Regions from separate parts of the Homo sapiens genome. Here region 2 is linked to region 1. Evidence: chromatin loops called from intact Hi-C (ENCODE). Cell type or tissue: MCF 10A. All regions are shown on one strand. Each heading gives the region's core, and the rest is flanking DNA. Links, peaks and the distances in the headings are about the cores only. Region 1 overlaps LOC107984934 (a long non-coding RNA gene). Region 2 has its middle 230 kb from the start of LINC01756.

Region 1 (12,307 bases), core at 1,451-9,450:
GAGGTGCTACACACTTTCAAACAACCAGATCTCCTGAGAACTCACTCACTATATAGTACCAAGGGGGGTGGTACTAAACCATTCATGAGAACTACCCTCATGATCCAATCACCTCCCACCAGGCCCCACCTACAACACTGAGGATTACAATTTGATGTGAGATTTGGGTGGGAGGTGGGATCACACACCCAAACCATATTACTGAGCAGAGGTCAGTGTAGTGGAAACAGTCAGTGAGAGCAGAGGGCAGGAGACAAGGTCAGAGGGACAGGCAGGGGCAGATCGGGTGGACCTTGGGGCTACATGTGCTGCCATCCTCTGAGTGCCCTCCAGACCCAACCTCAGCCTCCTGCCAGGAGACTGATCTGAATGGATGGCATCAATAGGGCTCCTGTGCCCTCTTGTGCCCCAGCTTCTGTGTGTTCTAGAAGCACCAGAGGAGACCAAGTAACAGGAGTAGAAAGATATTGGGTGCTTATTCCCTGGCTCCCTCCCTCTTAACTATAGCTGCAATGGCTCTCTTTCTCTCTTGAAGCCCCAGCTCCATCTGGTGACCCCTCTTCTGAGGCTGCAGCTCTCTCTGAGGTCTGGTAACAGCTTCTTTCTGGACCGGGATGGAAACAGCCCCCCACTGTTGCCGGCCCCCAGTGGCCTCACCATCCCCTGCTGCCTTCCTGTATCCCTGCCACACCTTGGTGAATTGCCCTCCATTACCCTCCCTTCAATCACCCTCTCCCATTGGTCCTTGGTGGTCTGCTCCCTGCTAAGACCCTGACTGATAGTGGATACTCCTTGATGAGCATTCAGATTTCATTTGAAGTGCAATAGGGAAGCCTCTAGAGAGTTTAAGCTGGGGAGGGACTTACTCTGCTTCAACTTTTATGAAGAACCTCCTGGCTGCTATAGAAATGGATGGGAAGAGGGGACAAGAATAGACAGGGGACATATTGGGGACGATTGCAGGGTCTAGGCAGATATAGTGAAGTTTGGTCCAAGGTGGAGGCAGTAGATAGAGGACCCAGGCCAGATGGGTCCTTCAGATAGTAGCTTCAGCTCCTGAACTTTTGGCCCCTGAGGATCTTGTCCAGGGTCCTGAATTCCCCCAGTGCAGGGGAACTGATGGGTACAGAACCAAGATCCCCCTCAAGGCTGAGGCAGAGTTAGGGGAGCTCAGTGTGGAGGGAGGGCTCCTCGGGGCAGTGGGCCCTCTAGGATTCAAGAAGGATGGGTGGAGCCGGGCATGAGTGGAGCCAGCAGCTGCTCTGGGCCTGGGGCAGAGCTGCCTTGAGCAGGGATGTCATGAAGCCCATTGGTCCCAGAGCTCTGTGAGCCACTCAGGCACTGGCCCAGAGCCATAATCTTCACCCTTGCTGTCCATATAATTGCTTCAATCTCCCTTTGATTTGCAGGAAGTTGTGGCATGGGGGCAGGAGAGAGACGCCACTGGTCCTCAGTCATCTCCCAGTGAGCAGAACCCAACCAAGGTCCCATGGCCTGCCCTGCAGCCCCCTTCACACTCCAGCCCTGGAGTGGTGGGGTTGGGGCATCTCTGGCTGGTGCACAAGCCAGGAAGTTTGGGTGTCTTTTCCAGGTGGAAAAGGTGGAGGAGGGATTCACCAGGGGATGCTGGGCCAGTCGCTTAGCCTCTCTGAGCCTCACTTTTCTCATCTGGGAAATGGGCTAACACATACCTCACAGGGCTGTTGTGAGCCCTGAGTGAGATGCTGATATAGTTTGGATATTTGTCCCCACCCAAATCTCATGTTGAAATGTAATCCACTACTGTTGGAGGTGGGGCCTGGTGGGAGGTTATTGGATCATGGGGGCAGGTGCCTTATGAATGGCTTGGGCCACCTCCTTTGTGATAAGTGAGCTCTCTCTCTGAGTTCACAGGAGATTCCAGTCATTTAAAAGTGTGTGGCCTCTCCCCCAGACTCTCTATCTCTTGTTCCTGCTTTTGCCATGTGACCTGCCTGCTCCCTCTTTGCATTCCACCATGATTGCAAGCTTCCAGAGGCTTCCCTAGAAGCAGATACTGGCACTGTGCTTCCTGTTCAGCCTGTAGAGCCGTGAGCCAGTTAAACCTCTTTTCTTGTAAATTACCCAGCCTCAGGTATTTCTTTATAGCAATGCAAGGACAGCCTAATACAGATGCCAAGGCCAAGGGCTGTGCCTGGCCCTCTGCAGCTGCACCACATGAGTGAGTCCATCCCTCCTGCAGAGAGGTCGGCACTGACAATTCTCCCAGAATCCAACACTCGCGTCATTCAGCCTTCAGCATTCCCATAGGCCTCTATTCCCCGCTCAGGACCATCAAAGCATCAGGTGGGCAGCCACCACAGCCTTTTCCAGCTTGTACAGTAGGGGCCCTTATTTCTCTGCTGAGCAACAGCCTCATAGCCCCGATCACTAATCACTGCACCCCCAGCCTCATGAGCCTGTTGGATACATTCAGGAGACCCTGAAGCCTCCCCTGCCCTAGAGCTGTGGCAGGAGAAAAGACACACCATTGGCCAAGGATCTGCTGCCTCCCTGGCCCTGCGCTCACAGGAGCCTCCCGTGCCCTATTCCCTCCAAGACTGTGCGTGGGCAGGAGGGGGTCAGGAACCACGAGGACGTACACTGGACATGCCAGCCACCCCTGGGAGCAGGACGCTTACCTGGAGTCCCAAGAATAGAGCCTGCTGGGTGCACACGTGAGTGCTGAGTGACAGCAGTGATCAGATCTTTGGCCTGTCAGCACCTGGGAATAATTACAATCCTAAAAAAAGCCCTCATTATTTCTACCAGGGCCGTGGTGCCCTTTGGAAAAGTGGATGTTTCCTGCCAGATCATCCCCTGAAGCTGCATTTGTCACAAGCTATTGTGTAAATCCATGTTTGGCCCATTTTTTAAAAATGTGATTTATCCACTTGGCTGCCTTAACGTTCCTTCTCCAAACTCTCAAAATGTGGCTGATCTCAGGAGCCCGGAGAGGAACCATAAAGCATCACAGGGGAGTGGTCTGGCTGGGTCCAGCCTGGGGCTCTGAACTCCTCGTGCTGCCCCAGAGAGCCAGCATGGCCAGTACGGGCAGCCAAGGTGAGGGAGGGTGTTCTGCTCCAGAGCAGCAACCATTCAGGAACAGTGGAGGGACAGAACCTGGGATCTGGAGGAGGCTCAACTTCAGGCTTATTCACCCCAAAAAGGCTCACTGTGGTTCCACCCTGTGCAGCCCTGTGTGGGGCCTGGGCTGCAGCAGTGAACAGACAAGGTCCCTGCACCCCAAGAGCTGACACCATGGAATGGGGAGGCAGAAAGAGACAGATAAGCAATGCATCAGCAAGACTATTCCAGGTAGGGACAGGTACAGTGAAGAAATCAAAACTGGGTCATGCTATTGAGGTGGGGAAAGGACAGTGCCCATCAGATGTTGGGTCAGTGAAGGTCTTTGTGAGAAGGGAACATTTGAGCTGAGACCTCAATGGGAGATGAAAGACAGAGCAGTTAGTTTTGCCTGGTGGGATCAGGAAGGTTCCAAGGAGGAGACGCGATCTCATGGTGGATGCTTAGAATTGGACCAGGTGGGAGAGGGGAAGTGTCTTCAGGGTATTCCAGATGGGGCAACACAGGAGCCAAGGCCCACAGCAGTGCAGGTTCATAACATGTTGGGGGAATGTCTACTGTGGCCAGAGTGGAGCTGGAAGCGTCCTGGGGCCAGCATGTGACAGATCTCTAGTCCTGTGCTATAGATAGGACCCTCTCCTGAGACATGGGGAACCCTCTAAAGGGGTTAGACCTTGTGACTTCTAAGGCCCCTTCCAGCTTTCAGTTTCCATAAGGCAAGCTTGCAAAGGCTGTTGGCTTTAGTTGAGTGAAAACTGAATGCAAATAAACTTTTTAAAGTTAATAAGCTTGTTAAAAATAGATCTGGGGTGTCATGAAGTCCTGGAGTTCACAGAGACCAGAGGTGGTAGGGGAGACCGAACCTTAGTGGCCCAGGGTCCCTCACGTGGGGCTGTGCACAGATGGACACAGGCCAGGGCAGGATTTCATTCTCCTCCAAACAGTCATTCCCCTCCACCCTGCCCACCCACCGCAAGTGCCAGCAGCACCCAGAGGTCCCCTGCTCTTGCCTTGAATCCTGGCCCAACCCCCTGGGGTACAGTCCTAGAAGGCCATCCACCCACCCCCCAAAAAAAACCCAGCACAAACCAGGTCAACCTTCTTCCCCTCCTATTTTAGATCAAGCAGCCAGTCTGCCCTTTGGGAGCAACAGGCTCATTTCTCTTCCTGGCTCACTAAACAGTAGGACCCTGCGACTCCCACAGCAGGCTACTGGAGAAAGTTTTCTAGAACTTCAGACCCTTTGATGGAGAAGTCAGACTAATGAATAATTGAGACGTCTGGGCTTCCTGAGAACACTATGGATAGAGGTGTCCCAGTTCTTCCAGGAAAGCAGAGCTTCGGAGCGCTGCACGGAGGCGAAGAAAAGCCTTTACTTAAAGATGAGTCAGGAAGGCAGAGGGCTGGGGTGGAAAGGGCTGGAGGCAGCCAGGAGAGGCAGGTGCGTGGGCACTGGCTTCTGGTGAGCACTGCATGCAATTAGGCAATTCATGATCAGAGCACGGCTCTGCACTCAGACCTGGGTATGAAGCCCGTTTACATAATACAAGGTCAAAAGCCCAGCTCATACTCTCTTCCAAATGGCCAGATGGGTGGAGAGGCCACGCCCAAGATAGTACCAGCCTGACAGCCACCCAGCCAGTGGACCCGTAGGAAGGAGAGACCTTTCCCCACCCAGCATCCATTCATGACCCACACACACCCCTGACCCCACGACGCCCCAGAGGGGCTCTGCTTGCTCTGGCTTGAGCCACGTGCCTGCCTCTGCACCAATCGCAGCAGCCACTTGGATGGGAACTTGTGATTGGTCACTTCCAGGTCACATGCTCACTCCTACGCGGGAAGGGAGGTAGTGGATTGGCAACGCAACCAAAATAACATGGAGTATCAAGGAGCAAACAGGAAAGAAATGAAGGGCTCTTTGCAGAATGGAGAGAGGAGGGAATGTTACTGAGCACTTGGCAGGCATTCAAATGCCTTGGTGATCTGGCCCCAGGCTACCTATCCAGTCCCTTCCAGCTACACCCCTACTGCACTCAGCCTGACTCATCTGAATATTTGCAGGGTCCTCAGTGCTGCGCACTCACTCCACCGCAGGTCTTGCCCAGGGGTTCCCTCTGGCTTGGATGACTTCTACCACCTGCACAGCAAAGCCAGTCTTGGGTGTCACCTTCTCTGGTAAACCTTCCATCCTGCCCACTGGCATACTGTGCTTGGTCTCCGTCGGTTCACAGCCCCCCTGCCCAGCTACCCCGACTCCCTGCCCTTGAGAACAGAGATTTAATCTTATTCTCTTCTGTTTCACTAGTGTCTTGCACATTTTCTGGCACCCTGTCAGCTCAATGAATGTCTTTAGAATGAATCCATTAATGAATTAATTCCAGTTATTGGCAGAACTGATCTTTTGTGTATCTGGCAACAGCAGCTGCGCTCCATGTGCTGTGGTTTAACAAGCCTTGAGGAGATGTCCTTGTCCCAGATTGTATTCCTGATAGGCATCCTAAGAGTAGTTTCTTTCCCTCTCTGACCTTGCTTTCCTCGTCTGTGAAATGGGCTCCCTGACCTTTAACGCTGGTTCCAGTCCTGTAAGTCATGGAAAAGACTAGCCTTGGGAAACCAGGGCCAACCTGGGGGACCCTGGATAGGCCGTCCTAGAAGAGCCCTAGGAGACTGGCATCCTGGGAGGCAGAGGGGCCTAGGATGAGAGAAGTTTCCAAGCATATAAAAGTGAAATCCTGCTGAATTCACAATTTTGCTAATATTAGAATACTGTCAGATACTTCCAAAACCAAAAAAAAAAAAAAAAAAAAAAATGAGTTCTGAGTCTTGAATTAATCTTTACATTTTCACAGGGAAACTTAGATCTGTCTTTTGAAGTACAATAAAATCTCACTAATGAAAACTGATCATAATTCTGGGCACCTTTGTGTTTGCTATGGGAAGAATTGTTTTGCTAAACCAATTAATAATATAAACAAGACTAGAAGTGAAAGTATTTACCCTACTAAAATGAGCAAAGTTTTTGCAAGCCTCTTCTTCACAAATTCATGGGTCCAGGAGGAACTTCAAGATCCTCAAAATTGTTCTCCTCTCTCTAATCCTACCCATGTTTCCTGTACCCAAGTGAGGTCTCAGCACTGTGATCATAGGTAATAATAAGTAACAGTTAAAAAGGAGCTACCATGTGCTGAAAACTTGGCTGAGAACTTTTAATCCTCACAATTCTACCTCTGACTTCATCTCCTACTGCTCTCCCCACCTTACTACGCTCCAGCCACACCAGCCTTTTCTGAGTTCCGAGCTCACACTCACCTCCAGAGCTTTGCATGTGCTGTTCCTCTGCCTGGGGCTCTCTTCCCCCGCAGCAGCCTTATGGCTGGCTCCTCATTGTTCAAGGCTGAATTCAAACATCACCTCCTCTGAGAAGCCCTCCCTGATCATCCTATCAGACATTTCCCTCCTCCTGTCCATCAGGCCTCAATCCTGTACATCATCTGCAGCTATTGCCTTAGTAGCTCTCATCATGGTCGGAAATCAACCTATTTATTGATGTATTTACTTATATCCCACCTCCCCCTCCAGAATGTGAGCTCCTTCAGGGCAGAGTCCTTGTCTACCTTTTTCACAATTGCATTCCCACTGCCCAAAACAATGAATTTCTGTCTCCCCAAACCCCAACCTTGCCCATGGTGCTTTCTAATAAATGCATATTAAACTAACAAATGGATATATAGAAAGTACAGTAGACAAAAAATAACTCAGAATAAATCATGAGCCAGGCATGAGGTTTATCTTCACTTCATCCAACAAGTTTTCCTGAGTCATTTGAATGATTGCAAAAGGTCTGTCTGTTCTATTTAAAAGAGTGCCTTGCTTTCTGGACATCTGTATTCACAAATTCATCACCTAAAAGGGTTGTCAGCCATTGCATAAGATCCTAAGCACATTTCACAGATGAAAATACTGAGACTCAGAAAGAGAGTTAGATCAGTAAGATCTTGTGTGGTGTCAGAGACGACAAGAAGCCAGCTCACTTGGTCTCATATCTGTGTCTAAAGCACTCTGGAGGTGCTTTTAGAATCTTTCATCTGTCACAAGAATTGGCACAACTTTTCTGGGGGCACTGTAGGAATAATAATAATAAAATAATAGTAGGAGTAGCCAAAATGTCCTGAGTGGGATAAACAGTGTGGTAAACCCTTCAAACAACAACCCAAGGGGATGAGTACTATTGTTATCCCCATTTTCCAGAGGATGACACCAGGACCCAGATTCCCTGCCTCCGGTCCCTCACCCAGAGCAGGGACATGCAGGGGACCCTGGAGCACCTTCTGCAGAAGGGCTGGGTGTCAGACCTGGCTTCTCACCTCACCTGGCGCCATTTAGAGACATTAAAAAGCACTCAAAGCTAGGCTGGGTGCAATGGCTCACACCTGTAATCCCAGCACTTTCGGAGGCGAGGCGGAGGCAGGCAGATCGCCTGAGGTCAGAAATTCGAGAATTCGAGACCAGCCCGGCCAACATGGTGAAACCCTGTCTCTACTAAAAATACAAAAATTAGCCAGGCATGGTGGCAGCCGCCTATAATCCCAGCTACTCGGGAGGCTGAGGCAGGAGAATCGCTTGAACCTGGAAGGCAGCGGTTGCAGTGAGCCAAGATGGCACCACTGCACTACGGCCTGGGCAACAGAGCAAGACTCCGTCTCAAAAAAAGAAAAAAAAAAAAAAGCACCCAAAGCTGAAATCACTGAGATTTCTTCATCCTGCAATTTCTATTGAAAATTATTGTCTCTCACTTTTCTTCCCACCTACCCAAAATATCAAGTCAGTCTTTCCTAGAAGCACTTAATGGAGATAAAGGGGATTCGGGGATAATTTTGCCCCATTGAATAGTCACCTGGAGCGAATGAGAGTGGCCATATCCTCATGGGGCCCATCACCTCCTCTCCCCTCCCTGTCCTGTTCCTGCCCACTCCCCTTTTCACTCCTCAGAGGCAGCCATGGGAGCTCAGTCACTGGGGAAATTCACATGTTCTCCAGGGCCCCTGCCAAGGTCTGCTTTCCAGAAATCCAGTTCCCACATGAACCTGGCCTGACGTTACCAGTGAAAGCCTCTGAGCTTCTGGAAAGGAGCAGGGAGGAATCCCCTGGAGAGAAGGCAGAAGCCCCTCAGGCCTTGCTCTGAGATGCCACCAGCACCTGCTTGGTGGTGACACCTTGGAAATCCTCCAGGCCACAAGGCCGGGCCACAAGCTTTTCAGTGCCACTTGAGACAATGCTAGGCTCTCGGCAGGTTAGCAGGGGAAGGTTAAAGCAGGGACAGGAGTCTCTGATGCAGAGAAGCCATGACCCTTAACTATTCAAAAGCACAGCCCATCCCTAGAAGGGCCGGTCAGGGCTGCAGAGGGACGCCAACCTCCTCCTGGGGTCTTCATTGCTCTGGCTTTGGGATTCTCTGGAAACTTGCCCTAGCCCGCAGGCAGGGCCCACTGTAGTTACCCTTCATAATAAGAGCTTTCATTAAAATGAGCATCTACTATGTGCCAGGCACCATGCAAGGAATTAACACTCTATATATTAGGGTAATCACTGTGAAATTGCCAATTTCGTAGGCTGAAAATATAGGTTGAAATAGCAACAACTTTCTATCATTCAACCTAATACATTCTCCTATTTCATCTCCACAATAACACTGTGAGGCGCCGATCACGATCCTCATTTTATAGGTGAGAAAACAGAGGCTCAGGGAAGCAGCCAGAAGTGGGCAGTCAGAATCCACATGCACGTGGGCCCCATGCTAAGCCCAGCTCTCTCTGCAGGGCCTTACTGTCCCTCCTGTTATTCTCATTCCTCCTCTGCTTTGCCCTGTTCCCGGGGTCTGCGGCACTCGCCCTCACTACGGTGCCTTTGCTTCTGCTGGGCCTCCCTCTTGAACTGCTTTTCCCTTCCTGTCTTTCACAGGATCACAAGAGGAGCCGCAGAGTTGAGTTGAAAAAGATACCATGTCTGCCCTTAAAGGGCTCACTGCCCTGTGTAGACACAGGATAATTTGTGATTTCAACTCCATGTGTTCAGGAAGAAAAAGAGAGATCTGACTAGTAGCTTAAAAATGCCCGTGATTTTGCCTACACTCCTCTCCATGAATCCCTGCTCCACAATGACTCTAAGCCAGGAGCTCTGAATCTGTGGTTTCCTGGCTTCTGTTTACCTGCACCTGCTGAATCTATAGATGGACACCTCATGAGAGGTGATTCTGCAGAACTGGCCAAGCAGAAAGGCTGAGCTTGGGGATCAGGGTCTGTGGAGGCATCTGGGCAGGGGAACAGCGGTGTGGAAGGAAGCAAAAAAGAGCTCCGTGGAGCTGGAGAGTGAAGGATGGGGGGGTGATAAGGTTAGGCTTTGTGTCCCCACCCAAATCTCATCTTGAATTGTAAATCCCCAGGTGTTGAAGGAGAGATCTGCTTCTCTGTGGGAGGTGATTGGATCATAGGGACATTCTCCCTCCTGCTGTTCTCATGGCAGTGAGTGAGTTCCTATGAGATCTGATGGTTTTATAAGTGTCTGGCATTTCCCCTGCTTGCACTTCTCTTTCCTGCCACCATGTGCAGAAGGTCTTTGCTTCCCCTTCTCCTTCCGCCATGATTGTAAGTTTCCTGAGGCCTCCCCAGCCATGCAGAACTGTGCGTCAATTAAATATCCTTCCTTTATAAATTACCCATTCACGGCTGTGTCTTTACAGCAGTGTGAGAATGGACTAATACAGGAAGGAGTGGGGGAAGGTCAGGGCAGGTGATGACGCTGCAGAGTTTGGCCAAGGCCAGACTTGAAATGGCAAGCTGAGTTTGAAATCTATTCCAGAGGCTAATCATTTTCACCTAGGTTCTTCCTCTGTGGTGGCTCAAAAGTTGAGTTGCCAGATTAAGCAAATAAAAATATAAGATGGATAGATTCTCAGTTATACTTGACTTTCAGCTAAACAATGAATATTTGTTTAGTGTAAGTATGCCCCATACAATATTTGGGACATACTTATACTAAAAAATTATTGTTTATCTAGAACTCAAACATAACCAGGTGTCCTATATTTTATCCAGTACCTCTACTTGGGGACCAGAGCAGGCTAAGAGGAGGCCAGGAATGGGCAGGCTCAGCCCCCTCTCCACTGCAATCTGAAAAGTTTTGCTGCTCTAATTTTAGATTTTGGGGAATCTATGTCAGATCCATTTGAAAATAAGTTTCTGACTTCAATAATAACACTAAAATGTACATAAAACCATTGTGTAAATTATGTGTAAGATCCCTTCAGGGACCTAGACAAGGGGTTAGCAAATGTTTTCCATAAAGGGCCAGATTTAAATATTTAATTGTAATTAATTATAAATATTTAATTTTATTATACAGTTGTAAATATTTGATTATAATTAATATTTAATTGAAATATTTAATTATAAAATGTAAATATTTTAGGCTTTGTGTATTATACCATCTCTGTTGAAACAACTCAACTTTGCAGTTACAGTGTGAAAGCAGCTTTAGACACTTAGTAGGTAAATGAATGTGTCTGTTCCAATAAAACTTTATTTACAAAATCAGACTGTGGAGCCACATATGGCCCATGGGCTATAGTTTGCTGACCCCTCATCTAGACTGTTGGGCACACTCAGTGCTGGCTGAGAGAAATCATATTCTTTCCACGATGTTCTGTGCACAGGGACAATTCCTCTTAAGAAGCTGAAAATCTAACTGGGGACATCTGTATCTCTCTTCCTGCCACTGATTTGTGGGGTGATCATGGAAAAGGTTGCCCTTCCTTTCCTGGGTCTTAGAGGTCCCACTTCCATGATGAAATAGTTGGAGCCCCAGGATCTTCTCCCAAGTCACATCTGATGACCTGGTCCTACCATAACATCTGTCCCCAAGTGGTAGTTGCTATTCTCTCTCCCTCCTTTTCTAAAGTCCCCACTATCTGGTTGCAAGATGAAGACAGCATTTACTTATTCTACCCACTTTCGCCCCATGGACAATTTTTTTTTTTTTTTACATTTCCAGGGACTCCAGATGCCCTGAAAACCCTTCACCCCTGCTGCCTCCTTAGTCACTTACACTGGGCAGAATGCCCACGGCCAGGGGCACTGAATCTCCCCCATGCAAGTAAACATGTTGGCAGTGCCAACTCACTGCCAGAGACCAGGACCCCCTAACAGGGAGCTTGCCCACAACTGGGAATGTCTTTAACACCTATTGACAGCTCTTCCCCCATCGCTCTGTGCCAAAGTTGAAACAGTAAAAGGCATCGATTTCCCAGGACTGAACTGGGGGGCCAAGGTCAAGGCAAGGAAGAGGTGGGTTGCAGGGCACCATGCAAGATGGGTTTTACATGAAATTATGGTTCTGGCTCTCCCAGTGGCATCTCTTCTGTGCCACCACGACAGACAGCTCTGTGAGAAATGGCAGATTTGTATTTCATTAGGACACTTTAGTCAAAAGATCAATGATGCTTCTCAGAACCTCTCTGCCCATCCACTGGGGTGGGTGAGCCTGGTGAGAAGCCTGCAAAGACCCAGCTAAAATTAGGCAGCTGCCGACAGACACCCGATTCACAGTCACAGAGCATCGATTACAAAAGTGATGCTGGGCTGACGGGCTTTAATCGGCCTCCGTGTTCTGTCTTTGTGGAGAGGGACCTTTGTAATGAAGTGGCTCCCTCTCTGGGGAAATGAAGCTATCTGGGGATAGGCTCAGGATTTGGCAGAGTGCAGGAATGGAGGGATGGTGGCAGGGGGAGGGTGGTCATGGTGTTGGGGTCTGCGTGTGCTTCCTTCACCCAGAGCTTGGCTGTCAGGCTCTGAAGCCCAAAATGAAAAGTAAAGGGCCATCTACCGACTAGCTGAGTGACGCGGGCATCAGCCTCTCTGGCCTCAGTATTCCTCACCTGTAAAATGGACACAACAATGGAATCTTATCAGGGGGTTGTTCTGAGGATTTGGTGACTTGATTGATGCAATCCTATTGGCAGAGGGCCTAGCACAAAGGGAACGTTCTCTATCTGGAGGCTGGTGTTGATGTCTCTTACTGAGCGCCCCTGAACATCAGACACTCCACCAAATATTTTTGTTGCCTCATCTTACATAAACGTCGCATCAACTTTACGAGGAGTGGTTTCCTTTAAACAAACAAGGAGGATTTAAACAAATATTAAAAT
Region 2 (12,307 bases), core at 2,025-10,024, 72 kb after region 1:
CTGTGCTGTGCTAGCTTGTTTCTGCCCATGCCCTCAGATGCCCAGAGAGCATTCACTACCTCCTTCCCTAGGCGGGCTTTGTAGGAAATGTTGCAGGAGCATTGCCCTTAAACCTAACCAGAATCGCTGGGCATGGTGCCACACGCCTGTAATCCCAGCACTTTGGGAGGCCGAGGCAGGTGGATCACGAGGTCAGGAGATCGAGACCATCCTGGCTAACACAGTGAAACCCCGTCTCTACTAAAAATACTAGAAATAACAGCTGTTATTATTACCAGTTAGTTGAAGATATTGATAAATACAAAAAATTAGCCAGGCATGGTGTCAGGTGCCTGTAGTCCCAGCTACTCTGGAGGCTGAGGCAGGAGAATGGTGTGAACCCGGGAGGCGGAGCTTGCAGTGAGCCGAGATCACGCCACTGCACTCCAGCCTGGGCAATAGAGCAAGACACCAACTCAAAAAAAAAAAAAAACCTAACCAGATTCTTAAATATCACCCAAGCCTAACTCTAACCTCTAGAGGTCAACTTGATCATAAGAGGTGTGAGCCATGAGAACATCTAGGGAGGACATCCTAGACAGCAGAGTGACAGGTGCTAGGGAGGTGAGGCCAGAAAGGTCACAGGGTCTTGGGGACCAGTGAAGGACTCTGGCTTTAACCTGGAGAAGATGGGAGCCATGGAGGGTGTGAGCAAGGAAGGAAGTGGTTGCATGGGCATTCTAAAAGGCTCCCTCCTGCTGCTCAGTAGAGAGGAGACCACAGCGGGTGAGAGTGGAATCAGGCAGATGGTTGGGCAGCCCCTGCAACCATCCAGGCAGTGGATAGATCAAATCAGAGCAGGAGCTAAGACAAACATGTATTTTCCAGGGTTGTGGTGAGGGTCGTAGATAATGAATAATAGTTAGACAAACAAAAAAGCATCTAGCACTGTGCCTGGCACACAATAGGCCCTGTAGAAATAACAGCTGTTATTATTATCAGTTAGTTGAAGGTATTGATAACTCTGAAGCCAAATCCTGAAGCTACCTGGCCTCATTTCTCTGAGTTCAGTAGCTCCATCCAGACTCTCAGAGGGAATTGCAAAGAAAAACAAAAACAAACCTCAGGCTGCAAAGAGAAATTGCCAGTGGTGCAGCGCAGGGGGAGAGTCTTCACAAGGTCTTCACAGCAGTGGAGAAAGGCTTAGTTAAGTGATAAAACACTCACATTTCACAGGTTCCACATGTACCTGAGTGACAGCTATCTGGAGTTTTGTTTGTTTGTTTGTTTGTTTTTGAGACGGAGTTTCTCTCTTGTTGCCCAGGCTGGAGTGCAATGTCGCTATCTCGACTCACCACAACCTCCGCCTCCCGGATTCAAGCGATTGTTTTACCTCAGCCTCCCAAATAGCTGGGATTACAGGCATGCACCACCACACCAGGCTAATTTTTTGTATTTTTAGTAGAGACGGGGTTTCTCCATGTTGGTCAGGCTGGTCTCGAATTCCAGACTTCAGGTGATCCACCCACCTCGGCCTCCCAAAGTCCTGGGATTACAGGCATGAGCCACCGTGCCTGGCCTATCTGGATTATTTTTAAGAGGAAGGTAGCCTTTAAAGATGATTTGCTCTTGGTTTAAAAATTAAATAAATGTTGGGAGACATGCGCGCGCACGCGTGCGCGCGCGCGCACACACACACACACACACACACACACACTTGAATTTTCCCAAATCAAACCCTTTCTTCTGTAATCAACTTTTTCAATGGGATTTTTAAACTAGATGTAATAGCAAACAATATTCACACAGGCAGCAGATCAAGCGCACCTTATTTGGAATGAAACTGACAGCCACTTAGATCAGAAAACGTAGCTACTGTTGGGATCTAAAGAGAAGATACAGCTCCAGGACAAATTAGCCTCCAGCTTTTCAAAGACTGACTTCACACTTGTTGGGCTTTGCTCTTGTTGCAAGTATCAGCCAGGAAATTCCTAGACAAGGTTGGACATCTTCCTGGAGTGTAGAGAGTAGGCGCCACATCAAAGTGAGGATATTCATCCTTCTGGGGCTGGAGCTCCTGTGTGGAGCTAGGAGCTGAACTGCAGCTGGCTGCGTGATCTTGAGGCCATTACTTTCTCTCTTTGTGCCTCAGTTTCCCCAATGTGTAAAATGAGGGGCTAGCTGGTCTCTGATGATTCTTCTAATATAAAATTATAATAAGTGAAATTAAAACTAGGATGAAAGAAGGCAAATGAGCACAGCGTGGGAAGGAGGAGGGAAGGATAACAAGAGTGAGAGGAAACATCATCTGAGGTGAGAACGCCGTGACTGCCCCAGATGAATGAGGCCGCAGAGTTGCTTAGACACCATCACCTCCATCGTCTCAGTCCTCATAGTCCCAGGAGGTGAATTATCTCCATTTCACAAATGTGACAGCTGAGACTCTGAGAGGGGGCAGGACCTGCCCAAGGTCACACTGTGAGTCAGAGAAAGAAAACAGCACGAGAGGGGGTTTCTGCTGGCGACAGCCTCCAGGGAGGGTCCGGAGGTGAAGCCAGATCTACCAGCGCTAACTCCAGGGCCCTTTCCCCCAGTCTCTGCATTTCCCACAGCCTGCTGGGCATCTCCTGGACACACTGCCAGTGCCACCAAGATTGGTGCTAGCATCTTCCATCACACAGCTGGGCGTGGAGCAACTGGAATTTGAGCCCAGGACCAATCAACTCTAAAGTTCTTGCACCTTCTGTCCCATGACATTATCCCTCCAGTAAATCACATGCCAAGGTCTAGCATTCTCTCTACATGAAGTTTTCTGTCCCTCTCTTCCTTTTAGACTCAACTGCCCACCTTTGAAGCATAGGAAGATAAGCCCAGGCTCTATCTCCACACTGGTCTATGAACGCCGCAAGGGCAGGACCCATACTTGGTTTAACAAAGACCCCCAGTGCTCAGTAGAGCACCTGATCCGTGGACCCCCAGAAGGCTGGTCAGGATGCAAGGGGGTCCCTTCCAGCAAGGAAGGCCCCAGTGTGGGGAAGGCAGCCAGGCAACACCAGGCCCAGATGATGCCACCCAGAGTGGCTTGAGAATGTGTCTCCAGGACCAGGCCTGGAAGGAGCCAACAGCAGGACCCAGGCGCAGAGAGTCCTGCACCAAAGACCCAGGGAAGGACAAAGACTGGGAGGGCAAACTGAGCAGCAGGGCCAGGAGACCTGAGGCAGCCCAAGGATGAGGTAAGGTCATGGGAGGGCAGGTTGCTCAGGGACAAGTCGGTGGGCAAAGCCTCATACACTGCTGGTGGGAGTCTAAATTGGAGGCACCACTTTGCACAACTGTTCGGCAGTCTCTCTTGATGCTGAACCTGTGTGTAATTGATGACTCAGAAATTCCACTCGTATCTGCCCAGCAGAAATTCACCCATATGTTCACCAAAAAGCACTTGCAAGAACTTCATAGCAGCCCTGTTCCTAACAGCCCTAAACTGGAAAGTACTCAGATCTCATCTAGAGTTAGATGGGTAAACAAATAGCTGCATATTCATACAACATACAAACATCACACATCAATAAGAATCAACAGTGTCCAACTTAACACGCTGACCTGGATAAAACATACACATGATGTTGAGCAAAGTGGAAATGAGACACATAGGAGCACCGGACAGTGTGAGTGCATTTGCATGAAGTTCTGGAACAGGCACAGATGATACGCAGGGTTAGAAGGCAGGGCGCTTCTCACCTGTCCTGACCTAGAGGAAGAGTGACAAGCAGGGGTGTGAGGGGACTCCTGGAGTCCTGGTAACATTCTCTTTCTCGATCTGCACTGGTCCCATAGGTGTATTTAGTTTCAGAGAGTTCTTTAGCCATACGCTTACCATTTGTGTACTCTCTTCTGTGTAAGTCTCACATTTCATTAGGCTACACTAAGAGGTTTGCTTTAAAAAAAAAAAAAGATAAGCCCCAGGGCCCTTTTTAGTGAAATGCCCAGAATATGCCAGTGGGCCTGGCTGCACTCACACCTGACAGACACACCCAACACACTGTATATGATCAAATCATTCATTGTTGAATGATGAACGAATGAACAAATTGACAACTGCATGAAGCATTGAATAAATGAATGGACCGAGGAACCATGAATCCATGAATGAATGCAGTGACAAAATGAAAGAACAATCAATGGAAGCAGAAACAAATAAACCAAGGTGTGCATCAAGGAATACATTCACGCATGATGGCTGTATGAGTAAAATGAATGAAAGAAAAAATGAACAAATGAAAAATACCAAAGAGCCAAATGAATGGGTATAAAAAAACAATAAGCGAAAGAGTAATTGTGCAAATGCCTAAGGCCTACGTGGACAAATGTTTCAATGTGTTCTTGCTGGACATGAGGCAGTGTCATTCGTGGAGCAGAAAACTCCCACTTTGGAGGAAAGCGTCTCCACTCAGACATCTGGGACCCAGGTCTTAGCCAATCAGCATGTTTTCCTCCCACCGAAGGTTCCTAAAGTGACTTCAATTCAGATGTAATAAGAGTATGCTTGAGCAAATATCACACTGAGTATGCCAGGCCCCTCCAATCCTTTCCCCACCCCAGCAGTCACACTGAGCTTTCTTTTTTTTTTTGAGTATGCTGAGTATGCTCCCCAGGATTAACTCTGTGTTCTGTGGAAAGAGCTAAACGGAATTGACTGCGTTGTTTTCCCAATTATGTTACAGATAATTACCTATTATGTAGCAAAACCCCAGGATGATTTTAGTAATCACTATTTAAACAACACATTTTTACTGTCTCCTTACAAATTAACCTCCAGGAAGTGTAATTAATGTCAGTATGAGAAAGTTGGCAGCGTGGCCCAGGAATGAGGATGGGTTGAGGCTGTGGCTGCGATCGTCCTGTGAGACCCCGAGGCCGAGTGTTGCTGACTGAGGCCAATGATCGGGTTGAGAACTCGGAAAACCTGGGTCCAGAAGATCAGACAAGTATTTCCCCATCTGAGCCTTGGTCACTTTCCCTGTTAAACGAGGATGATTCCCTAAATCCCCAAACTCACTAGGACATTAGGAGATCTGACTGCAGGCCTGGAACAGAGTCAGCGTTAGTCACACAGACACCCCCACCATGTCCCCACCGCAAGGGCACATCCTTCATTGTGGGGTGGCAACGGGGTCTTTTCTTGACGTGTGCCCCCTCCCCAAACTGAGGGTAGGGACCGAGTCTCGCTTCTCGGTGCATCACAGCACCGGCATGGGGCCTGGCACGTAATAGGTGCTCAGTAGGCATTGGTTGGAAGAACAAATTAACCCTATCACATACTGTGTGTTTTGTAAACTGCCTTTATAAACACAATATGGTTTGAAAGACACATGGCCACTCACCAAATGCTCCTCCGTCTGCTCGTGGTTGTCCAGATCCTGCCTCACTCCCGGCCCATCCGTCCACCCAGTTTACTCCCTCGGTATCTGCCTCACTCGGCCCCTCTCCCACTTCTGTCTGATGCCTCTAGCAGCTGTGAGCCTAGAGAGGTGAGAAAAGCCGTTTGGACTGTGATAAAGTACCTATCGCCAGGCTCTGAATGAGGGGCCAGGAGCTTTGCTCTGAGGAAATAAGATGTGCCTGAGTGTCCACACTGACCCCAACAGGGGGCCAGCTTTGACAAGAGTTCAGCTTGCGGAGTGATCTCAGAGCCCAACTCTTCCACTCCAGGGACAACAGGGACCCAGTCCCACAGAGGCTGCCCGCAGAACGCAGGTCCCTTGATCACAGACTGGATGCATCCCTGCTGTCCATCCCGCAGGGGGAACGCCATGCATCCAGCCTGCCTTTATGACCTGGGGGTTTCTGCTGCTTCCAGAAGAGAGGGAGAGCTGGAGAAGCGCAGCCCCAGAGGGAGGCGGGACTCCCCTTCTCAAGTTTGCCACATTCTTCAAATTGTCCCTGATCATCACAAATTGCTCTTAGAAGAAGAATTTCCAGAAAGGAAAGAGAAATAGAAGTGGCTCCTATGAAATGAGATCAAACTCCTTGTACGCAATTAAACACGGGCATTTAAAGCCCTTTTCACACTGTTAGATTCTTCTTTTAAGTGGTTGGCAGTTTCGGCTATTGGTTTCTCAGATGTCTGTCTGAGAGTCTAACCTGCATAGGCTAGGAAACACATGCCCACCCTATTCTCAATGTCACAGGGTCCCTTTCCAGGACAAAGTCCAGAGAGGGATACAGAGATGATTAAGGGGGAAAAGCCAATTAGCCCCGTAGAGGGAAGGAATAAAGGTGGTATAATGATATTATTTATTATCTGAACTAATTAATAAGTGTCACAGCAAATATTAATTGAGACATTTCTATGTACGAGGCACTGCTCTGTGCGTTAATTTATTTAGTCTTCATAACAAACCTGTGAGGCAAGTATCATTTTTATCCCCATTTTACAGATGAGAAAACTGAGACACAGAGGAGTTGAATGGATTAAAGGAAGGGGAAGTGGCAGCGTGTGTGCCCAGACTTGAGAGTCAGGCAAGTCAGAGTTCACCTCTCTCTCCATTTGGTCCCTCACCAGCTGTGTGGCCTTGAACGGGTGAGTGCATGTCTCTAAGCCTCCATTTTCTCCTCTGTAAAATGAGGAATAGGATATGACACCTGCAGGACCTGTGGTATGGTAGGGGCTGGAGAGATGAGACACCCATCTCCTTCCCTGAGTTGGAGTCAATGCTGGTGCCCTGCCAGTTGGCTGCGGGCACATTCAGGCCCGAGCATGCCCAGAGGAGGAAGCTGGTCCCTTAGCAAGAGGTAGACTAGCTGATCCACCTGCTAAGGACTGCACTTGGTCTGTGAGACACACAGAAGGCACAGAGACCTATAATCCCAGCGTTCTTTCCAGAGCCTACGTCCAGTCCCAGCAGGGAGCGGTGGACACTCAGCACCTATTCTGAAAATCTTTTTAGCGGGAGAGCTGAGTGCCACAGTCAAGCATAGAGTCTTGGATAAACACCTATGGAGCAGAGTGGCCGGATCATGGTAGATGCATGTTAACTTTAAAAAAAAAAAAATGCCAGACTGTTTTCTGCAGTCTAACATTTTATATTCCCACCAGCAATGTATGAGGAGTTAGTTCTTCCACATTCTCACCAATACTTGTTATTTTCAGTCTTTTTAATTTTAGCCAGTCTGGTGGGTGTAGAATGGCATCTCATTGTAGCTTTAATTTGCATTTATTTGATGACTAATGATGTTGAGCATGTTCTCTTGATTTATTGGCCATTCATATATCTTCTTCTTTGATTACTTTTTAATGAAAAACACACTTGCATTCAAACTGAATTATATTGTCAACAGTTAATTATCACTTGTCAAACAAGTGTGTACCCAGATTGTGGGTTTAATTTTCATGTAGGTTTGCAAATGCCTCATTCCTCTTATTTGACAAGGCCTCTCTGAGCAAAATACATTCATTGTTGGAAATGATGCTTTTTTTTTAAGGAGTTTTAAAAATAAATAGGTTTGCCTGGTGTCTGAGTCAGGGCTCTTTGCAAGTAACAGAAAAACCATTCATTCTAGCTTAGGCAAAGAAAAATTGTGTGTGGAGGGGTATTGTACTAGGCTGGAGGAGGGCAGGGAAGAGGGGAAGTTTCTAATGGAACTTACAGAAGACCAGCCTACCGGAGCCTGGAACCAGGGCCTGGAATGCCAGCTGGGACCCCAGACAGCCACTCACCTGCCCACCCCACCCTGCAGCTCATCTCCACTTCTCTCCATGCACCTGTTTTATTCTCTCTACAGCGTGTTTTTCCTGCCTCTCCGCTCTCATCGGAATGACGCTTCCTCCTCCCTTGAAATCACACATCCTTAGGTCAAGGGCAGCAGAAAATTACCTAATAGGTGGGTCATATCCTTGTTTGGCTGCTGACTCTCTGGTGCCCTGGCAAATCCTTAGCCTGACAAATCTGTACCCGTCACCAGGGCCAAGTCCTGCCTGGCACAGTTGTGCACTTGCTGCATATTGTCACATGCGTAGAGCACTTTACTCTTGGCCAAGGAGCCAGAGAGGGCAGTATCTGTGCCTGTTAGCTCAGGGCAGTCAGGGGAAGAGCAGGAGTGGGGACTCAGGGCAGGGGACTCCTCAGGGCTGAGAGAGCAGAATGCATTCCTGACTCCTGAGAGGGTGGGAATGGCAGCACTGTCCAGGTACTCAGATCCACCCCATGGGTGGGAGGGAGGGTGCTGACACTCACAGCCCCCCACTCCCCTCTGCCTGACAGGCTCACCTCTCCTGCAGATCAGGCTTCAAAATCTACCTCTGTCTCTGACCTTGGCCAAGTGGACATGTGTCTGCCTGTAATGTGAATTCATGCACATGCATTCCAGTGTGCATGTGTGTGCACGCAATGTTTGTCATTGTGTCTGCATGTGCATGGGGGATGTTTATGTGGATCTATGTGTGTGTTTTGTGTGTCTGTGTAAATCTGTGTGTGGCTGCATGTGTCTGTGTACGCACTGCATATATCTACACACCTATGTGCACATTCAGAGGGTTCTAGGTGGAGGCCCAGGGGTTCTTCAAAGCTCAGTACCCAGCAGAACCCTGACTCCAGGCCCTGGGCCCCCAGTGCAGGACTCTCTCCACTGTCCATGCTGCCTCCACTACTATGACTAAGGAAGACTCTCCACCCACAGCCTCAACCCCACCCAGACCACCTTTCTCTCCATCTCCAGCTGCAGTAGACATAAATGCTGCTCTAATTTCTCCTCACTTTCAGTAATTTACAAAACGGTTTCATTGGTTCCACAGTCAGCACTGCTGCGTTTCTCTTGGAGGATCTTTATGAAGATGATGTGGCAAACAGTGTTGTCTTGTTGTTAAGCAAAAAAGTGGTAAAAAAGACTAAAGCATTGTGGGGGTACGGGGGTGGATGGAGATAAGAAAAGTGTCCATGGAGCATGAGAGCGATTACAGGGAGATGCTGTGAACAAGTCATTTAAGCAAATTCTTCACTAGGACTTGGTTCCATCCACTTACTAATAGACCAGCCTCATCATCTCCTGTGATAGCATTTTTTTTCCCTTTTCTCCATCCAGCCCTGAGGCCTTCAGCCCCACAACCCCTGCCCAGGAAAATGGGACTGACACCAGTAGAAAACTCAGAGATCATTTAGTGTGAAGCCAGACAGGATCAGAGCTCTCCATTCAGCTGTGGGATGTGGAACTTCCATCCAGAGATGTAGGTCTTGGCCATGCAGGAGGTGGGGCCAAACTTGCCCCAAATGCCCTGGGTGGGAGACCAAGGTCAGTGACTCTGCCCACACTGACTCTTCACTGCTCACTTCCCTGCTCAGCCTCTCTTGCCCCCTAGGCACTGGCTGTTCCCACACAATCTCTCTCAGGACAGGAGACAGAGGCTTTTCTTGCTTTTATTTTCAGCCTAGCATTTTTGCACAGATAACTTTCACAACTTTCATCCTGATTTGATGGTCATCTGGGAATTTGGTGCCACCCCTTCCTCCACCCTTGAGAGGTGCCCAACTCCCTCCACATATCTCTGAGATGCCATAAGGTGCACAAAGCCACATGAGGAAGGAGAGCCTGGGCAAGACAGGGGGGTTCCACTGGCCCCGCCTCTGCTTGGCCATGTGACACCACCCACTGCCTCCCACCTGGATAAGGATGGTTCTAGCAACTGGTAACCCCGACAAGGTCTGCACTTTACCAGGCCCCTCGCAGATCCTGTTTCCTGAAGAGTGAATCGGACAGAGAGCATCATGGCCCTCATCCTACAGGGGTGGACTCAGGCTTGAGAGCCAACTGGCCCAGCTGAGTTACTGCCAGTGCATGGACAGTGAAGGTCCTGAGCCCATAGCCCAGGCGCTCCCCTCCTTGGCCAGCAGAGCTGCTGTGAGAGACCTTCCTGCTGACCCAGTGACAGTGCTGGTAAGGAGAGCAAGTGATCTGATCATTCACAACCTCCCATTTACCAGGAAGACTATTCACTCCCTAAGTCTTAGCCACGTGTAATTTCTATAAATTCATACTATTTTACCAACATCTCTTATAGGAGGCTATTCTAACAAAATAGAAATTTAGAAGGCTGAAGAATGAAAATATTTATTGCAGTGTTATGACAGTAAAAAATATAACCATCCAAATTATATACATAGGAGATTGTTAAATAAATTATAGATTACTAATCACATGGACAATTTCCAAGAATATACAATGCAATGGGAAACTGATCGGCCTGGAGTGTCAGGTAGGAAAGCCTCAGATCTGTATCTGCACATGGAAGGACACAGCTGGGTCCACCAGTATCCACTTCTTTATCTGGACCCGGAGGAGAACGGTATCTCCCGCGGCCTTCACGTCAGGGTGGCCATAAGACTTGCACTGGACAATGAAGTATGAATAGAGGCAGTGAGTGTCCCTTCCAGGTGAGAGCATTTGAGTCAGCGCTCAGCTCCCCCTGTCCTCCTTCCCTGTCACGGTGACTTTAGAAGTACATGTGGAGACGTTGACATCCTCAGACAGTGGAGCCTCCATCGGTGACAGTCCCTGCTGTCTGTGATGACCACGCCCTCCCTGCAGACCACTGAGGACATGTAGCAAGAGCAAGAAACAATCTTTGTTATTTTGGGGGGTTGCTTGTTTTTTTAATCATATCCTAGTCTATCCTGACAGCCATGCCAATGGGAAAGCAATTATGAAAATATATACTTGTATATGAAGAGACAAATAAATGAAGAAAGATATTAATCAGGAAAAACTACTATCTTTGAAAGACAAGACACAAGATGAGTTATATACTCTCTTATATAAATGCCTTCACTTGCCAAATGCTTCACAGTAAGGATGCATGGCTGTGTTAGGAGGAAACATCAATGTCATTAACAAGAACACCTGGGCCCTGGCCGAGGCCATCCTCGTTCCAGGCTGCATTTTTCTCTCCTTCATCTCAGTCTCCTGGTCCACTTAGCATCTGTCCCGCCCAATTAGCCCTTTATTACAGATCATTTTGTTCTCTAATTGTCTGCCCTGCATAATTTAGCACAGCCATATACTGTCTTATTGCCAAACGTTTAATTTAATGTCTTTTGGCCTCAGTTTCTTCATCTCAAAGCAGAGTAGTGGCTGAAAAGGAGATCTTTAGAAGCCCCTCAGTGCCAACATTCCTTTGGGGCCAGGAAGAATCAAAGCTAGCACTGGCTTGGCACTTACTGTGTGCCAGGCACTGTGCTAAGTACTTTTCATGCATTAGTTCACTTAGTTATTTCAACAACTCCATGAAGGAGGTCCTATTGTTATCCACTCCTCTCGCCTATTTTACAGATGAAGATGCTGAAGTTCAGAAAGGTTTAGAAACTTGTCCATGGCCACACAGCTCAGAAGTGGTGGAGCTAGACCTTGAACCCAGGCAGTCTGCTCCCAGGTCCCTTCTCTTCCTGCTCCGGTGAGTGTCAAGTCTTTACTATGCCCAGACCCTGTGCCAGAGGCTTGATGCAGGAAGATAAGATGGGGTGCTTGCCTGCAAACAGAGTAATAATAACAACAATAATGATGATGATGAAAGTTACAATGCCAGTTAACATGCATTGAGGGCTCTCTTAGGTCCTGGAGTCCCCACAGCATCCTATGAAGCAGAGACTCCCAGTCTCCATGTTACAGATAAGGATGCGAGGAACAGCGAGGAACAGAACAAAACTCTGTTTTGTTCAGAGTCCCACCCCCAAGTATGCCTCGAAAGTGTCGTTTGAGCCCAGGAATCTGCCTCCATCTGATGTACCTTCATGAAGTCCTCACAATAACCCTATGTGCTCAGTATTAGCTTGCCAATTTACAGAGGGAAAAACCAATGGGGCTCACAAAGGTTAAGCCACTTGCCCAAGACACACATTGAGTGAGTGCTGGAGGCTGAACCTGAACCTGAGTCTGTGGGCTCCGGGGCCCATTTTCTTCCCACTGCTCCAGTGGCGAGAAGCCTAGAGGGGCCACCTGAATGCTCTCGGGGCAGAGAAATCACCAGCTGTGACACATCAGGATAGCAACAATAACAGAATCCTCGCTGAGCTTGTTACCGGTGTTGCTACACTTAATCCACCCCACAAGGTAGATGCTATTATTATCTTCAACTCACACTGAGGAGACTGAGCTCAGAGAGGTTAAGTAACCTTCCTGAAGTCTCAGCAGGGAAGTGGAAGAGACCAGGGTTAGCCAAAGCCTGTGATCTAACCATTAGGTCACACTATGCCTGGGACTCAGGGATCATTAACGAAGACTGGGCCTCCTCCACTGGGGTTTGGAATCAGAATCTAAAATCTTGAGGAGAGGCCTGCAAAGA

Evidence for each region. Hi-C counts contacts between places; a loop is a spot of excess contacts. Peaks named below come from ENCODE experiments on the same cell type or tissue, not always from the same donor. Only the 100,000 strongest peaks of a DNase experiment are listed, where the experiment ranks them.
Region 2: a loop joins it to region 1, with 4 times the contacts of the local background. A loop is called at or near these places in 4 of 110 quality-filtered maps.

What each region holds. Positions count from the first base shown.
Region 1 is chr1:29,642,427-29,654,733 of GRCh38, reverse strand. The region is part of intron 1 of LOC107984934 (a long non-coding RNA gene); the gene reads right to left. Among named protein-coding and RNA genes, the nearest start is that of LINC01756, 300 kb to the right of the region's middle. RefSeq lists an enhancer at 3,682-3,761. In MCF 10A, for the core only: no CTCF peak of the experiment used is centred there; DNase peaks (open chromatin) are centred at 4,583 and 4,953.
Region 2 is chr1:29,571,095-29,583,401 of GRCh38, reverse strand. No RefSeq gene overlaps it. Among named protein-coding and RNA genes, the nearest start is that of LINC01756, 230 kb to the right of the region's middle. RefSeq lists a silencer at 2,409-2,605. In MCF 10A, for the core only: no CTCF peak of the experiment used is centred there; a DNase peak (open chromatin) is centred at 6,701.